3 separate regions of the Homo sapiens genome follow, and all the other regions are linked to region 3. Evidence: chromatin contacts called from ENCODE Hi-C data. All regions are on one chromosome and are shown on one strand. The core of a region is the stretch at or near the end of the contact, and the rest is flanking DNA. Distances in the headings are between cores, read along the strand shown. Region 1 holds the start of CFAP57 (cilia and flagella associated protein 57). Region 2 holds the start of SVBP (small vasohibin binding protein). Region 3 holds the start of FOXO6 (forkhead box O6).

Region 1 (3,249 bases), core at 668-3,167, 1.8 Mb after region 3:
TAGCACTGACAGTGGCAAGGGCACAAGAATGCTGTCCTCTCTGCACACCATGTCATGACCATGCCAGCTAGGAAATGCACTGGGCCATCTTCACCTCGGGGACCACACTTCACACAGCACTGTTCCTCTCCTTAATTGCTGATTTTAGAAAAAATGTCATTTTTATATGCATCTAATTGGTGGTAACTGGCATGACTCTGAAGTAGCCAATCTATGGAAGAGGTAATAATTGTCCTCTGACAACTGGCTCCCCGTTATTGGGCTCATAGCTATCTTTCTAAGCCAGCTGAATATGCTTAAGTACAAAGTTTTGACTTTCCAGAGGAAAACTTCTATTTCTTACCTTCTGCATCTGCAGATCAGATTTGGCCATTTCCGCAAAATAATCAGTGGGTCGCTTCGTAGGGACTTTGAGCTGATGGAGGCGGGGTAAGACTGCAAGCACTGCGGCCTGGGCTTGGCGATAGCTGAGAATCGTAGGACAAAATGTGTAATGAGGTGAAGGAGGAGGCCTTACGTTCCTTTTCACCGCCAATCATGAGTTATCCAAGCTCAGAAGGACTCTCAAAATCTGACCTCCATTAGCAAGAACAAACAAACAAAAACTGTCTCACTGATTTAGTATCTAAAAGAAATGTAGCCGTATACTAGTTTTTAAAAAGGGGAGGGGTGTTGCTAAAAATAGTTTAAGAGAATGACTACTCTAAAGGTACCCATTAACACAAACGAATGTCGATTATGGATTCTTATGTAATTACTAAAGCAATTCCACACAAGAACATCCCATAAGCAATGTTTGTTTGTTTGTTTTCCTAATAACTGAAGCATGCACAAAAAGTTTTAACATGAATATTTCAAATTAGCCCATAAAGTGGATTTTGGATCGTGACCGTGGACCAAAGAGCTCTTCTCTCAAACAGGAAGAATCTCCTAGCTATTCTTAGTCAAAAGAAGCCGCTCTCTCTACTCCTAGGCTTATTCTGAGTGCAGACTTACTAATTTCCCCTCTTTCCCACTCTCCTGCACAAGGATCCTCAACTTCTCCAACATTTGAAAACAAACATACAAACTCATCTCTCGCTGGAAGTCGTCTTCTGGATCAACAGCTTTCTGGTCCTTGTTCTGAGGTGCTGGCGCCTCAGATCCACCGATCTCCGGTACCGGACCCAGTGTCACATCGAGCCTTTCAACCCATTCCAGATCCCGCTTGAATTCTGCCAAACATTGCTTCAGGCCATTCTAGGAAATCCAGACACTGAGCTCACAAGAAGGGAACTCTGAGTTTGTCTTTCCCAAGCACAGGCTGTTAGGCGAAGGGACAAAGTGCTAATCCCCAATACCCAGACAGGTAATTGACCCTCTTGGCGAGGCGCAGGGTGCATCTTTCCTGGGACAAGAATCGGTCTCCCAAGCCCAACAGCGCCTGAAGCGCATCCCATGTCCGAGTACCCCCGACCCTGTGCCCACGCTCACCACGTCGTTCACGGCCTTCTTCGGCCCCTCTAGCACGACATTGAGGCCTGGCTTCAGAAGCCCTCGGGAAAACGCATCCTGCAACTGCAGGACACAATCACGGTCACTCCCAGGGGTGTAAGGCCCCCTCTCCCACGCCCAGCCCCACGAGCTCGGCTGACACCTACCTCTCTGTCTGTGACAAGGGATTCATCGGATTCCGACTCCGAATCCGAGAGCGGGGGAGTGTCCATCTCGCCGCACGCACGTCCCACACCTACAGGAAGAAACGGGGTATCCCGAGACCCAAGCGGCTAGCAGAGGGCGGCCCTGGCCGCTGCTGCCTGCCTTCAGCCCCCTACTCCCACGCCGTGGCTCCACGTGCCACCGAATCGCTCCAGCGCCAGCAACTCACAGCTACTGCTCAACTTTTGATTGGGACTTCCGCTTCCGGCGGCAAACCATACTTCCGGTTTGTCGTTGCTATAGGAACCGCTACGGCGTTTGAAAGTGTCCGGGTTGCTTAGGATCCCTACAGGTAGCGCCTCTGGATACATGCGTGGTCTGCTGACCCAGAGAGAAACGAAAGGTGGGAGGGGGTACCTGGGGGTCGCCAGAAGGAGCTGGTAGCAGTGAGGGTACAAAGGAAAAGGCAGAAAAAGGAGCCGCGGGGGTGGGGTGGCGCGGAGGAGGACCCCGGGGGAGGGGAAAGGGGAGGGACAAGGGGAGGGGAAAGGGGAGGGACAAGGGGAGGAGAAAGGGGAGAGACAAGGGGAGGAGCAAAGGGCGGGGAGGGCGAGTCCGGGCCGGGGGCGGGGTCGGAGCGGGGCGGTGCTCTCCACTCTGAAGCGCTGCCTTGGTCTTCAGCAGAACTGTTTGGCGGGAGATCATGTCAGCCGTGGTAGCTCAGACGCTGCATGTTTTTGGTCTTCGATCCCACGTGGCCAACAATATCTTCTACTTCGATGAACAGATCATTATATTTCCTTCAGGAAATCACTGTGTGAAGTACAATGTGGATCAGAAATGGCAAAAATTCATTCCAGGTAAAACTTTTTCCATCCTGACATATACAGGAATGGTATGTGCCACATATAACCCCATAATCCCAGCATGATGATTGGAAAGAAAGATTTTGGCCAATTTGAATATATATGCAGTATTATAAATGTAGAGGAAATAAATGGCGACTTGTATTATGAAACTAGATTAATCAGTCACGCATATGTAGTTAAAATCACATATAAAATGTTAATTTAAAAGTACTTTTTTCACTGTAATTTCATGAAAATATGTTAAGAACCCCTCTTTTGGTGTCTTCAATATCACTGCCTTTGTCATCACCAGAGCCACTTTTTGAGTTGTCTAACAGTTTTCCTGAGCACACCACCTTCATTATATCACCGTTTGAATCCAAGTATGATGAAGACACTGTAAACTTTATCCCAAGTCGCAAATAACCATTTGTATAGCATTACAGCCCTTATTTTTGTTCACAGTGGTCCTGTTAATGATATTCATTATTTCAACAACCGAATCCATTTTCCCATTCTTTGTTGCATTGACACCTTTTATTGTGACATATACATACAAAAGAATGTACCCTACATATATGTCATATTTAAAGAATTACAATAGAATGTAGATCTGTGAACCCAGCCACCCAGCATAGGAAACAGAATATTACCAGTTCTAGTGCTTCTCCCTGTATTCTGTGTCTTGCTGCATCAGTTCAATGTCATGCTTTTGAGATTCACACATCTCGATACATATAGCCAAGTTCATTTTATTGCTATG
Region 2 (3,004 bases), core at 198-2,697, 1.5 Mb after region 3:
TGGCTCAATATTGGCAGGGTAAAGTTTAAAGCTTTTTATTCTCAAGTTGATTGTAATCGTTGAGAGAACAAAGGAACACACTGGTGAGTTTAAAGCTTGGGCCTCTACCTGGCATGAGTAGCTGCTTTCCGCACCAAATCCAGAACATCTGTACTGGGGGTGTCTGACACTTGCGTGCTCTCTCTCATTCTGACCCCTTCTTTCCCCTTACATATCATTTTTTTTCCTTTCTTCCTTCCCTTGGGTCTCTTACCACAAAAGCTCCGCACCAGACTGGGGTTCTGACACTAACTTGGCATGTGATTCTGGGCTGCCACCTCACCATTCTGAACCTCAGTGTTGTCCCCTCTAAACCTGGGAGAACACCCATCCTGCCTGGAGGCAAGTATGGCTCGCTGTCAGTTCTCCTTTCTGCTGTTTCTCTATTCCAGCATCATCTCCAGCAGACTACAGGCATACAGAGCCTCCGCCTTAATCTCACCTCTGCTCTTTGTCTCTGCTTCAGCTCCTGCTGGGCTGATTTCTGTTTGGCCTTCTCAACTCTGCTGACAGATTCTTTAACTTTGGTTTTTTCTTTACGTGCAGGTGGATCCATGGCTTGACTTCTGGATATTTCTTAGGAGGCTCTGATCTGGGTGGTACAGAAAGAGGCAGATCTTCAAAACAAAACAAAACAAAAAATACCCTGCCAGTTACTCCTCTAATCCTTTAGCTCCGCCCCATCCTTTGCCAGGTGAGGCAGAGTGGTCTGGTGGCAAGGGCGCTGGATGTGGGGGAGTAGGAACCGAGTCCCAAGGCCACAACCTCGCTGGGTGTCCCTGGGCAAGTCTCCTCCCCACTTTGAGCCTTAGTTTTCTGTCTGCAAAATGGGTTAAGTGTTTTCCTGGCCTCCCTCCAGGAGCTGCTGTGTGCGGGTGAAATGCAAAGACCCCTGTGAAAGCGTTGCCCACTGTGCGGCGTGCGGCACCCAGCGCGGAACCGTCCTAATGGGACGCTGAGACCCAGAGGGCGCCCAGGGTTTTCCCACTGCGGCCGGCCTAACTCCGCCGCAGCAGCCGCTCCTGGGGCCAGGGGGCCGGGCCCCATAGCCAGCCGGGCCCGCCCCCCACCGCCCGGCCCCCCGACCCCGCCCCGGCCCGCCCGGCCCCAGGGGACGGCCCCCGCCTCCTGCCCTCTTCCCTCTCCTGGAGGAAAATGGCGGTCGCTGGAGCCGCCGACCAAGAGGCTTGGGAGTCTGTACCTTTCCCGACCGGGCCACTGGAAGTTGGAGCCTCCGCCGAGTCGCAGACAACGCCTCCGGGAGGGTAATCCTCGCCTTCCCCCGACCACTGGACCCAGCGCTGCCTGCCCACCGCCCCTCGTCCTGGGCGGGGCCGCGCGCCGGGGGGAGGGGCGCAGGGCCGAGCGCCAGGAGGCTTCCGCCCGCAGGAGCGGCCGCGCGTGCGCAGAGAGGATGGCTGGAAACCCGCGTAGAGGGCGGGGCGGGGCAAGCCGGTGCCGGGGCGGGGCAGGGGCGGAGCCACACCGGGGTGGGTGGTGGTTACGGCTAACCAAAGCTTTTTCCCGTTATATTTTCTGCAACAGCTACTAGGTTTTAGAGGGTGAGATCCGAATCCTGGAATTGGAATTGCTCAGAATTCGAATTCCGAGGCTCAATTTCTTAATTCGAAAAGTGGGGATTGATGATTGCCACCTTCTTCATTCATGAGTTTATTGGGAGGATCAAGTGAGATCCCGTTTGCCACAGTGCTTTGAAAAAGGAAATCTTGACAGAAGTACCAATAGCCAGTATAAATACAGAGAACATTCACGTTCAACTGATTACCGAGGAGATGTAAATTAAAATAGCTGGCTGTAATTTTCCAGGTATTACATTAGCAAGGATTGACAAAAATGATAATAGCTACCTTACATTTGGGCTTACTATATTCCAGGCACTGTTCTTACAGCTTCACATTTATTAACTAATTCCTCATAATAAGTGTGTATAATGTATACGTGTATATTATTATCCCCATTTACACATAAGGGAACAGAAGCATTGAAAAGTTAAGTGAGTTGTCCCGGGTCACACAGCTTCTAAGTGCTGGAGCAAATATTTCAGCCAGGATTCATAGGACAATGGCCTTATCCAAAGTAAAACCCTGTTTGGGTCCACTATTTGTTCCTCTATCAAACTGGCAAGAATTGAAACAACTGATAGATGCTAAGCAAGCAATGAACTCAGCCCAGATGGACACACGCTTCCAGTCAAACTGTAAATCGTTAACAGCCTTTCTGGAGGTCAGTTTAGTACTAGGTATCAAAAGCCTTAAAAGTGAGCACAATGCCCCAAAAAGACAAATACTGCATGTTTCCATTCATATGAAGTATCTAAAGCAATCAAAGTCTAAGAAACAGAAAGTAGAATGGTGACTGCCAGTGGCTAGGAGAGAGGGAAAAGAGGAATTGTTTAAAGGGTATAGAATTTTAGGTTTGTAAGGTGAAAAAGTTCTAGAGATCTACTGCACAATGTTTATTTTTTATTTATTTAATTTTTAAAAAATAGATGGGGTCTTGCTCTGTCACCCAGGCTGGAGTGCAGTGGTGTGATCATAACTCACTGTAACCTGGGCTCAAGCAATCCTCCCACCTCAGCCTCCAAAGTATCTGGGACTACAGGCACACACCATCATGCCTGGCTAATTTTTTAAAATTTTTTTGTAGAGATGGAGTCTCACTGTGTTTCCCAGGGTGATCTGGAAATCCTGGGCTCAAGTGATCCTCCTGCCTCAGTCTCCCAGAGTGCTGGGATTACAGATGTGAGCAATTGCGCCCAGCTTTTCCAAAATTTCTACAGTAAACGTTTATACTTTAGCAATCAGAGGAAAGTACATTAAATGTCTTTTTAAAAACCCTATACAAATGCTGATTCGATTATTATTAATAAAAGTAACCAAGTCAGAGTCTATTTCAGAAATCTTGATGTAGTACTGGTATTTTACATTTGTGTCACATGGTATGG
Region 3 (3,145 bases), core at 343-2,842:
TCACCCTTGGCCCTGCTCCTCAGGTCCTAAACTGGAAGGAAGAAATTTTTGAGAAAGGAGGCCATCTCCCATGGCCTGGGCTCAGCCCTCCCACTGCCCAGAGACCTTCGCATCTCCAGCGTCCTCAGGAGCAAGGTACTGGCTGGTAAAGAAATCAGGAGCTTGAGATTCCAGTCCTGGCCATGCCACCAGGGGAATCACCTGCTCATTCTGGGCCTCAGTTTCCTGATTGGCAAAATAGGAATATTGTGCTAAAGGGGCACAAGGTGTTGCTGGCAGCTCAACAAGTGGTCTGGGCAAGCAGAGAACAGAAAGTGTTGGGAGTTGGGGCTAGAGAAGGTGTCAGGGCTAAGTTGACATTTGCACGGAGCTTTGAAGAGTGGGAGAATCTCTGATGAGGGCCTTGCGGCGGGGAAATGGTGTTCTAGGCAGAGGGGATAAATACCCTGAGCGAAGGCCAGCAGGTGCAGTGGTGACTGGGAAACCTAGCTCAGCAGCCTGTAGGATGAGGCCACGGACTGCCCAACCTCTCGGCTAGCCTCGCCCTTCTGAGCTCATGTGATGATCTGATTAGCATCTGACTCCTGACTAGTCTATGCAGTAGGGGACCTCATTTGTTTCAGTTGCTGCTCTCACTGTAGAGCCCTGGACAGTGCCTGGTGCGTCAGAGGTGCTCAATAAATATCCAGGAACTGATTGAGAAGCATCTCCCCAAACACTGTGAACTTTAGACAAGTGCTTGTTCCAACAACCGCAGTAAGAACCTCCCACAGACTCTAAAACAATGGTTTGCAAGGTGTGGTCTCTCGTGCATCACCTGGGAGCTGGTTAGAAATGCAAAGTCTGGGGCCCCAACCCAGACCTGCCGAATCAGAAACTCTGGAGTTGGGGTCCAGCAATGTTAACAAGCTCTAGGGGATGATTCTGCTCTGCGTCAAACTTTGAGAACTGGAGCTCTAAAACTATGACCACAGGCACCATGAAGAACATGTTTGCGGATGGAGGAGCGAGAATTGTGGCAAAGCCTAGCCTAGAACCCAGGTATTCTTGACCCATTCTTTTTCCCCAGCTCAGTCCAGGGCACAAAGAAGAGCAGAGTTCGATCATCCTCCCTGTCAGAGTCCTGGAACGGAGACTTGGGAACGTCAGGAGTCTACAAACAGAGGGCGGGGCAGTCCTCTCCGGAGTAGAAGGCGGGGCCAGTGCCCTGAGCCCCGCCCCATCCCGTTGCCCCGGGAAACCCCGGGTTGTAACAATAACCGGTGACGCGCTTCTGGGAGGGATCCTGTCGAGCCCATGGGCAGGACAGTCCAGCCGCGGACCAATGGGAGTGTTAGGGCTCCGCCCCCTAGCCCCCCCGCCTCCGCGCCGAGCAGGGGGCGGGGTCGCGCCAGCCGCTCCGCCCCTGCTCCGTAGGCGGCGCTGTTGCTTGCAGGGGCTGCGGCGGGGTCGCCCCGAGCTGGGAGCTCAGCGCCCGGTCTCCCAGCCCGCGGGCGGGGCACCTGGGCTGGCTGAGGATTCCGCGGCCGCAGGCGAAACGCCCCGCCCCCTCCCGCGTCGGGCCCGCCCCCTCCCCGTCCCCCGCCCATCCCGAGGTGCAGCCGGCGCTGAGCGCGGCAGGCGCGGGAGCTGGCGCTGGAGCCGGAGCGGCGGCGGCGGCAGCATTCACCGGGCGGCGGCGGCGCGGGCTCCGGCACCGGCTCGGGCTCCGGCATGGTGCAATCCGGCCTCGTCCCGGGAGAGCAGGGCCCGTGCGCAGGGCCGGCGCCCGGGGAGCGGCGGCAGCGGCGGTGGCGGTGGTGGCTGCAGGCGCAGGCAGGCGGCAGGTGCTAGAAGCGGGGCTGGGCGAGGTGTGTGCCCGCTGGGCTCCCGGGCCGCCGCCCCCTCACTGCCCAGGTCTTTCCCTCCCTTCGTGCTCCCCAGCGCGTCCAGCCCCCTGCCTCCGCGCCTCGGCCCATGGCGCCCCGCGGCTGAGACAGCGCCGCCAGGGACCCCTCCCGCGGGCCTCCCCGGGGCGTGCAGATCCCGGAGCCGCCCGCCCACCCTCCGCGAAGCCTCCCTCCCCTCCTCGCCCGAGCCGGGCGGGACCATGGCTGCGAAGCTGCGAGCGCATCAGGTGGACGTGGACCCGGACTTCGCGCCGCAGAGCCGGCCGCGCTCGTGTACCTGGCCCCTGCCGCAGCCTGACTTGGCCGGCGACGAGGACGGAGCGCTGGGCGCAGGGGTGGCCGAGGGCGCCGAGGACTGCGGGCCGGAGCGCCGGGCTACGGCCCCGGCGATGGCCCCAGCGCCGCCCCTGGGCGCGGAGGTCGGACCGCTGCGGAAAGCGAAGAGCTCTCGGCGGAACGCGTGGGGGAACCTGTCCTACGCCGACCTCATCACCAAAGCCATCGAGAGCGCCCCGGACAAGCGGCTCACGCTCTCGCAGATCTACGACTGGATGGTCCGTTACGTGCCCTACTTCAAGGATAAAGGCGACAGCAACAGCTCGGCCGGCTGGAAGGTGGGGGCGTCCGGCTGGGGAGGGGGCTGGGGACGCCGACTGGGGCTTCCAGGGGCTGCTAGGTGTGTTGGGCTCCAGGAGGGCCGTCAGAAGGAGGGCTTTTTGGCACCCCCCGGGGTCACAGAGTGTGCGCCCAGGGCGTGGGGCCGGCCAGCGGACGGGCGGGGGCGTACTGGGAGCAGCTGTGTGCGTGCTCCCTTGCGGGGAGGGATGCGGGGTGGGAGGTCTGGTAGGGTGACAAGGGACTGCCGCTTTGAGGCGTCCCCGAGGCACGTCCCCACCCTGTCCTTGGGGGCATAGCAGAGGAACCCATTCCCAGGCCGCGGACATTGGGGAGCCTCCCCCTCCTCCCCCAAGTCTGCTTTGTGTGACTCTTGTTTTACCCTTTCCACCAGGGCACCCTTCTTAGAGCGCTGGAATAATGACTTGGGGCCAATGCCGGCTTTCCCTCCCAAATCTCTATCATTGCGCTTCCTGGAGCTGTCCCCAGGGTGAGGAGTGTGACCATGGGCCCACAGTTCTTCTTGTGGTGCCAGAGTTCACCCTAGGGCACCAACCAGCCTGGAGTGGGGAACTCGGCAGGTGACCTGAGATCTGAGTTCTCCATGGGGTGGCTGCTGCCCCCCTTACCTAGATCAGGAT

The links. Hi-C counts contacts between places; a loop is a spot of excess contacts on that map. Pooled maps may share reads with other maps.
Region 1: a map of CD4-positive, alpha-beta T cell shows a loop between it and region 3 (4-fold over the local background). The contact joins the promoter of CFAP57 here to the promoter of FOXO6 in region 3. A Hi-C loop is called at or near these places in 2 of 168 maps with a recorded cell type or tissue (CD4-positive, alpha-beta T cell and naive thymus-derived CD4-positive, alpha-beta T cell) and 6 of 50 pooled maps.
Region 2: a map of CD8-positive, alpha-beta T cell shows a loop between it and region 3 (5-fold over the local background). The contact joins the promoter of SVBP here to the promoter of FOXO6 in region 3. A Hi-C loop is called at or near these places in 1 of 168 maps with a recorded cell type or tissue (CD8-positive, alpha-beta T cell), 1 of 37 single-sample maps with no recorded cell type and 5 of 50 pooled maps.

What each region holds. Positions count from the first base shown.
Region 1 is chr1:43,170,413-43,173,661 of GRCh38, forward strand. CFAP57 (cilia and flagella associated protein 57) reads left to right here and starts at 1,918. Exons shown (of 23, transcript NM_001378189.1): 1 at 1,918-2,041; 2 at 2,323-2,498. The coding sequence starts at 2,342. EBNA1BP2 (EBNA1 binding protein 2) reads right to left here and starts at 1,878. Exons shown (of 9, transcript NM_006824.3): 1 at 1,641-1,878; 2 at 1,474-1,557; 3 at 1,067-1,239; 4 at 344-467. The coding sequence starts at 1,706. It overlaps MIR6733 (microRNA 6733), which reads right to left and starts at 1,300; the gene lies at 1,240-1,300. RefSeq lists enhancers at 953-1,589, 1,415-1,644, 1,590-2,225, 1,775-1,904, 1,985-2,034 and a silencer at 2,145-2,344.
Region 2 is chr1:42,815,950-42,818,953 of GRCh38, forward strand. It overlaps SVBP (small vasohibin binding protein), which reads right to left and starts at 1,448. Exons shown (of 3, transcript NM_199342.4): 1 at 1,241-1,448; 2 at 482-631. The coding sequence starts at 595. It overlaps ERMAP (erythroblast membrane associated protein (Scianna blood group)), which reads left to right and starts at 1,173. Exons shown (of 12, transcript NM_001017922.2): 1 at 1,173-1,304. RefSeq lists silencers at 322-391, 952-1,151, 1,302-1,591.
Region 3 is chr1:41,359,842-41,362,986 of GRCh38, forward strand. It overlaps FOXO6 (forkhead box O6), which reads left to right and starts at 1,593. Exons shown (of 3, transcript NM_001291281.3): 1 at 1,593-2,503. The coding sequence starts at 2,090. RefSeq lists enhancers at 999-1,068, 1,136-1,430 and silencers at 1,229-1,888, 2,089-2,308.